Regions from separate parts of the Homo sapiens genome. Here region 2 is linked to region 1. A link is a loop called in an ENCODE intact Hi-C map of the cell type or tissue named here. Cell type or tissue: endothelial cell of umbilical vein. All regions are shown on one strand.

Region 1 (4,000 bases):
ATAAAAACTGTATATTGGCTGGGCATGGTGGCTCATGTCTATTATCCCAGTACTTTTGGAGACCAAGGCTGGGAGGGTTGCTTGAGCCCAAGAGTCTGAGACCAGCGTGGGTAACATAGTGAGGCCTCATCTCTACCAAAAAAATTAAAATTTAAAAAAAAAGAAAAAGAATTTGTATATTGTTGGTGAGGATGTAGAGAGAAGGGAACCCTTGTATGCTGTTGGTGGAAATGTAAATTGGTACAGCCATGTGGAAAATACTACAGAGGTTTCTGAAAAAATTGGAAATAGAACTACCTTATGATCCAGAAGCCCCACCTCTGGATATATATCCAAAGGAAATAAAATCAGTATCTCAAAGAGGCATCTGAGCTCCTGTGTTCATTGCAGCAATATTTAGAATAGCCAAGGAATGATAGCTATTTTATAGTTGTCTGTAGAAAGGTGTTTTCTTTGGTCAGGGCTATGGTTCTCAATTTAAAAAAAAAAAGCATTAATGTAGATTTATAACCATCTCCCAGCATATCACCTGAGCTAGAACAGCTATTTCTAGATGAGCCACACCTAGCTATTAATTTCATTCATTTTGTGAGATGGGCCAGATAGAAAAGTTGGTTTTCATGTTAAGTTGAATTATTAAAATTGGGGTAATTGGGGTGTTTATTTACGAATCGTTGGTTGAGGGAAGGAGAGGGGTGGTTAATAGGGCTTGACTCTTTTTCGCCCTTTTGCAGATCCTGAGATGTTTTAAGTTGGAAGAAGAATTAGTCATGATAAACTTTGCTGGGTCCAGTGAAGTTAATTGACTTTCCCCGGGCCTCAAAACTCATTAGTGGATGATGCAGGACCAGATTGCAGACATCCTAAAACATAACACTTTAGCTTGGTTGGAAGTTCTGTGAAAGCCCCCTGGAAGTTTTTGTTAAAAACTGAGCAAAATCTTCAGTCCATTTTCAGATAGGTACTTGGAGAAAGCAGCACACCTGCTGGCATCTGCATGGTGTTAATGGGAGGTATTGTACTCTGGAAATGAGTCACTTCCCACTAGTTCTCACCCTGGCCAATTGCTCTTCTCATGGAGATGGCTGTTGTTGCTGGGAACCAAAAGCCTGATGTGTATGTGTTCATTTATTTACTCCCCAGTCATTCATTCATTCTTCCATATATATATATATATATACACGAACATATATATCTCCATATATTCATTTATTTGTCTGTGTGTACATACATATGTATATGTATATATTATCATATCATCATATATATACATGGCTAGTATAGATACATATATATACTGGCTAGGCACAAGGCACTCTTCCAAGCACTCAGGATATAACAGTGAACAAAATTTATGAAAGTACTTATTTTAATGCAGCTTACATTCTTGCTGTAGACTACAAACAATAAACATAATAAATAAGACAATTACAGAGGATGCTGGAAGCTAGTAAGTACCTGGTGGAGTACTAATTGGGAATGCAGGTAAGGGTTGCAATGTGTTATGGACTAAACATTTGTGTGCCCCCAAAATTCATATATTGAAATCCTAACTTTCAATGTGATGGTATTAGGAGGTGAGGCCTTTGGCAGGTGATCAGGTGATGAGGGTGGAGCCCTTATAAATGGGATTAGTGCCCTCATAAAAAGAACCCAGAGAGCTCCCTTGCTGTCTTTCTGAGAAGTTAACAGTCTGCAACCTGGATCCAGATCATTCAGGGCTTTGCAGGCCATTGGAAAGACCTCGGCTTTTACTCTGCATTAGGTGGGAGAGCCATGGAGGGTTTTGAACATGGAGTGAGGGGGATGGGATCTGACCCACATACTGAAGGGGTCACTTCAGTTGCTGGCTTGCGAATAGACCAGATGGGTCAAGGAGAGAAACAGGAGACCAGTTAGGAAACTGTTTTAGTAAGTGAATCCCCTTCCTGAACTTGATGAAGGGGGGATCTGCAAGTAGTGAGCACTTCCAAACTGGACCACATGGGGAGGAATTCTGCCATCACATTCAACTTACCCCACTTCAATTAAATGCAATTAACTGCAGGTAACAAAATGTGGAAGTTACAGCTCCTACATTCTGCCAGGTTTGAAGGACAAAGGGCCTAGCACTCGTCAGACTCGCGTCTATGCAGAGGGCTGCTCTGACCATCCCTTCTAGCAATTGTCTAGTAGCTTCTTTCTTACCAAAGATGAAGATAAAAGCTATGAAAGGCCTCATAAGGGCAAGAGCGTCATTTCTTTTCCTAGTTGATTGATGTGGTGACAAATCAAGAAAGAACTAGGAAGAAGAAAGACAGAAACATAATAGTTAGGAAATTAATATCAGATTACAATATTGGTGGGAACACAGTCATAGAATATAACAGTACATACTTATTCCAAGGCCTCTGACTCACTAAATTTGGGGCATTCTCTGTTAATAAGAACAATGGTAGGAAATATTTATCACCTGCTTACCATGGGCCAAGTACTATGCTTGTTTACTTTGTCATATTATCTTATTAGATTTTTGCAGCCATTCTGCAAATCAAGTATTATCCCTACTCTGCAGATGGAGGAAACTAGGCTCAGAGAGTCCAGAAGTTTGTCCAAGGTCTTATAGCAAGTCCGTGATGAAGCCAGCATGCTAGCTAACCCCAAGCTGTCTGATTCCAGAATCAAGCCCTTAAACCCTACACTCTTCTCCTTTGGTCATGAAAAATAGTTCTGATATCAGAAGCTGATGTTCTAAATAGGATTGAAGATTTATGTTTAAATAAATTTAGTTTAACTTCACCTTTAATCTGTACTCCTCTATTTACCCAATATTCAAAGAGCAAGTAAGACCTGTTAGCTACTAATAAGAGTGCTGTAAACTCTAAGAAATACATTTTGAAAAGTGCGTTAGGTGCTTTGGGAATGTTTTATCAAATAATTGCAAAGGTCATAGATAGTTGACTCTTCAGACTAGTGGCATTTTGTTAGGATTACGTTTGTATAAAAATATTATGAATTATATAGAGGCATGGCCTAAAGCAACTAAAAGCAGCACTTTCTAACATTTATTCTCTGTATTCAGACTACATGAAATATTCCCCAGATATTTATTTTGCTATGGCTGGAGGACAGGTTTGCATATATCCCACTAGCCAATGTATGTCCTGTTTCAGGTGTCTGATTGAATTATAATCTGTACGAATCCTATCAGTCTTGTTGTAGAGATAAACTCTTGTTTAGCACTAGCTCTTTGTGGAAATACAACTACTTCAGATAATGGCCAAGTAATTCTCCTTTATCAACTGCTCAGGGTCTGATCCGGAAATCAAAAAAGGGAGCCCTTTCAATAAAGATTCTGATCTCTCGGAAACAAGGCAAGCTCTGACACACAACATCTCATTCTGCTGCCTATCAGTGATGAGAGGCTCTCCATTTTGCTGCATGCCATTCAGACACTGGGAGGGAGGGAGAAATACTGTTTAGTAAATTAACTAATTTCTCAAAAATTACAATGTGAACTCACACATATTTTGCTGTCTTTTTTGATACCACCATAATACAGGGCTAGAATATCTCGTAACAGGAAATAAATTTGTAATCATCTTCTGAAATGTAGGGTGGTCAAGTAAGATAGCAGATTTTTGCCCTGTAGCGGCTCAATAATCTATTCATCAAGTTTTCACACGGTACACTTGCAGAGCCAAGACTTAAGAAATTATACCGTGTGCGTTTTAAGGACAAAGATTCTGACAGCCTGGGAATCTGGAGACCCAGAGTCAAACCTCGGGAGAACCAATGTGTCTGGCATTTGGATTCTACTTTATAAAAATGATAATATTAGACTAGTTCTTAGTTGGCAAACTGGCAGCCTAGAGGCTAAATGCTGCCATGATAAATATGTTGAGTTTGGTTCACATAAGGTGGTGGTGGTTTAATTATGCCAACATTAGAAAATTTGAGCAGTTTCACAGAAAAGTCTGGATTCTTGAAAAGTTTTGAAAAATAAAATGATCTAGAAATA
Region 2 (4,000 bases), 170 kb before region 1:
CACAGTAGGTGGCGAGGGAGGGTGCCAGGTAGCAGTCAGGGATTAAATAAATCTTACTGTGTAAAGCAAGACCTTTGACTCTGCAAACCTCTACTGCTTTAGAAGAGGGGAAGTTAAAGTAAAAAATTACCTTTGAGGGAACTTGCCTGGCTGTGAGTGCAGCATAAACTAGAATCTGGGGGTTGTTGAGTCAGCACAGTTTCCTAATGCTGTACTTTCGAAGATGATGTTGAAAAGCCTGAAGCCTCAAGATAAATGTGGAGAGTTCTCCTACTGTTCCTGTTTTCTTTGTTCTGTTTTGCTTTTGTAAGCATATGCTTGTCAGTTAGGGCTGAAACCAAACAAAACAGCTGCTAAATATGGTTCTAAAAGAAATAACATTTTGGTCTTCTTAAGGCCCGTAAGTTTAGAGTAAGCACAGTCGTTTGGCAGATGTCAATAGGGAATCCGGGGGTAGCAGTCATTCTGGGAGCACTATCAGCCATCCGTATTCTGTTGGGTGTATTTTACCCTGCCAGAGGACTGGTGGCCTCAAGTAAAAGATTCTGTCACAGAACGGCTGTGTCTTTAAGAGGCGTTTTGGAGGAGGGGTGTCTAGAGTCTGTGTAGGCCATTTGCTCATGATCCGTGTCAATTTCATTTTCAAAGAAGTGGGGAGGCATTGGAAAGAATATGTATCATCTTTTATGATGTGAAGGAAATAGTCATCCTAGTTACAGACTTAAGTTTGCCTTTTTCAATCTTTGGGATTTAGCCCAGTGGTGTTATTTAGTGTTCTTATAAATCCAGTATCATTCAGAGGACCTGGAGGAATTAAAGCATAACCTAGTGGCAGGGAATATCAAACCCTAGATCTTAAATCTCTCCTCTCTGCTGTGAAGCTGGGCTTGAGCCTGCCAATGCCATCTAAATTTCATCAGCTGAAAGAAAGAGTATTTATTTCAACATCCAAGGAACCCCCAAAACTTAATGCGCCTTCTCAATTGTCTAACTAATTTTTAAAGAGACATACATTTTGTCCATAAATACCTGACTCTGTTTGCTAAGCATGTGGTGGGTAATATTATTGGTTGAAAAGCAATAGGTTTTCGTTTACTGGCCAGATTAGTTTTATTGGCTTTTTTAGTTGAAAATCTATAAAATGCGGACTGAATTTTACTGTGGCATATTCTTTGTTTATTACATGAACTCATTTTCAAAGATGAAAAAGAAAAGGGAGGAAGAAAATGAATATTTATTAAAGTCCTATTACATATCAGGCCCCAAGCTAGTCTAGACACTCACAGTTCTCATTGTATCTCCCAAGGGAGGTAATCCTGTCCACATTTTAAAGATGAGGAAACTGAGGTTCAATGCAGTTCTGAAACTGGCTCAAGGTTAGAGAGCTACCAGGTGGTAAACCAAGGGCTGGGGATTATGGTTCCATGAAGCTATGATATAGTGATTAGGAACTCAAGGTTTGGAGTCTGACCATCTGAGTCAACATCCTGGCTCTGCCGCTCATTAGTAGTGTGACCCTGACTAAGCATTTAATCCCTCCGTGCCTCCATTTCCTAATCTGTAAAACAAAGATAATGATAGCATCCACTTGATAAAGCTGTGATAAATGAGCTATTCATGAAAAATGCTTAGAATCGTTTCTGACACATAAGTCCTCATGAAATGTTCACTATTACTGTAATTTTTATTGTCATGACTAACCAAGTTTGCTTTTATCAGTACTGGCTGAAAAATTACATTTTCTTTCAAGGAATAGTCTACCTTTTGATATGTAGTTATATTTCATTATGAAATAATGTAAACTACTCTACCTTAGAATTAAATTCTCTTCTCACCCTCCCAGCAAAGGTTAAGATCTGAATAAAGGCATGTGTGGCCAACAGGGATTCTTGACTTTGGTAAATGTCAATGATTTGCTCTTTTCTCCTTGGTGTATGTAACTTTCTTCCATGCTGCTCATCCTGGCTTTAAGAGCAGCTAAGCAAACACAAGAGGGAGAATTAAGTGGATTTCTTATCTCTTAGCTTTCCTGTCTTTGTAACATGATTATTAGGTACAGCTTCCTCTCCTTGCTGCACATTCTGTTGGCCACATTCTGACAGCCTGTCTTCTCAATGCACGTGAGGCACAGTTTACTACAACAGGCTCTATGGATTTTATTTTTTTAAGCTGGGAATACTACAGGGGCTTTTACATGTGACAGTTTTGTCCATTTGGGATTGGGGTAAGGAGGATAGAGGGCACAGTGGTAAAACAACTTGTCTAGATTTAAAAGAAATGATGTAAGTTTGCTAGACCTTTGGCTCTACATTCTGATCCCATTTTTTGTGATTTGCACTATACATGTCTTGAAGAATTGGGAGTGGGACATCAACCTTATTCAGTAAATAGTTATATCTAGCAGTTATGTATTGGACAGCATGCTAAGTGCTGGAAATACCAAGATAAATATGTTACAGTGCTTGCTCTTGAGGCATTTGTAATTCATCAAGGGAGAGAAATGTAAGAGAGGCTAGCACTATGTGAAAATGGTTATCATAGAGCTGTGCACAACATATTGCGGCTGCAGAGAGAGAGAGGCAGTGACGCTGATTTAAGAAGGGCTTCAGAAAGGAGGCAGCAAGCTGGGCTTTCAAGGATGGGCTTGCCTCATAAAGAAAGCAGAAGGAATAATCTTGGCAGATGGGCAGTATGAACCAAGAGCTGAGTGTGGTATGTTAGGGACATGAGGGACATGTGTTGGTTATAGTACAGAATGATGGAACACAAGGCTGGGAATCGAGGCCAGGCCTAAGAATGACATGACCTTGACTTTCAGTTTGAACCGTATCTTGTATTATTTTAAATCATGGAGTGTCATGATTAGAAATGTCTGTTTTAGAAAGATCAGTATGGAGAATAGCTTAGAAGGAAGAAAGAATTAACTAAAAGCAAATGGTCCCAGAAAAAGATGATGAAGCCTGTTGTGTGAATGGAGTGGAGTAGATGGATATGGTGGACATTTGGAGATAAGATCATTGACACTTAGTGAACAAAATTAGGGGAGTGGTGGACAAGGGTGGAAACTTAGGGGAAGGTACCTAGAAGGTGTGAGCAGAAGAAATATTATAGAATCTGTGAGAGAGACTAAGAGGTATGATAGAAGATGGTGGAGGGATATATTTTCAACAGGAGTAGTGATGCTCAGGAGTATAAATGCCTCAAAAGGGACAACTAGGACAGGACTGAGAAGCAACCACTATGTGTAAGAAATTGAGGTTCATGGTGACCTTTTGGGGAAATTACTTTAGAGGTACTCTAGAATGGAGAAAACAGCTAAATGCTTATACTGTTCAAGCTGTATCACAATTCTACAAGGATGTAACTAATGATGAAATGCATTTGTGTGAAAGACTATTCACAAACATTCAGCTCTCCAGGCGCTTGGATTGGGGGAAAGAGAGAAGAGAGCCTAGGGTCAGTACTGAGGTGTCACTGAATAATACCTCTGACTTCCATATCTAGGGTTTCAAAGAGCCCCCTCCTTGCAAATACCATGACTCATGCTATTTTGCTTTGTTACTCTCAGGATACTGTAGACTGTAGATGCTTATAGACTTCTCTTTTGATTCCAGACTGGTTCTTATTTCTAGCCATGGTGCTTGTAGTGTATGTTGTGGTATGTCACACAGAGCTCAGTTCTCCACTGCTGAGGCACTCAGTTGTCCACCTTCTGGGAGTGTAGGTAGCTAGGGATGACGTTCATCTGAAAAATGTCCTCAGCTGAACAGTGTCAGTTCACCTAAGATTGTTACCTCTGGGACGGGTATTGGGGGGCATCCCACATGCAGTGACTAGTCAATGGAGATGGGATGCAAAGTCCTGATGCTTCCAGGTAGGATAATTCTCCAGGGCTGTCCTAGCTCCAGCACTTCCATGGATCAGATGAAGTTTTTGTTACCACTACATTTCAGTTCAGCTCTTCCTTTGGCTCAGTCCAGTTCTTCCTTTACTCCCCGGC

The links. Peaks named below come from ENCODE experiments on the same cell type or tissue, not always from the same donor. Only the 100,000 strongest peaks of a DNase experiment are listed, where the experiment ranks them.
Region 2: it touches region 1 in a loop (8-fold over the local background); 1 of 110 quality-filtered maps calls a loop at or near these places.

The regions. Positions count from the first base shown.
Region 1 is chr3:171,203,516-171,207,515 of GRCh38, reverse strand. All of the region lies in intron 4 of TNIK (TRAF2 and NCK interacting kinase), which reads left to right. Among named protein-coding and RNA genes, the nearest start is that of MIR569, 99 kb to the right of the region's middle. RefSeq lists a silencer at 941-1,120 and an enhancer at 647-1,256. In endothelial cell of umbilical vein, no CTCF peak of the experiment used is centred here; DNase peaks (open chromatin) are centred at 1,035 and 2,485; H3K27ac peaks cover 2,790 bases.
Region 2 is chr3:171,372,456-171,376,455 of GRCh38, reverse strand. All of the region lies in intron 1 of TNIK (TRAF2 and NCK interacting kinase), which reads left to right. Among named protein-coding and RNA genes, the nearest start is that of TNIK, 86 kb to the left of the region's middle. In endothelial cell of umbilical vein, no CTCF peak of the experiment used is centred here; DNase peaks (open chromatin) are centred at 255, 1,535 and 2,015; H3K27ac peaks cover 3,019 bases.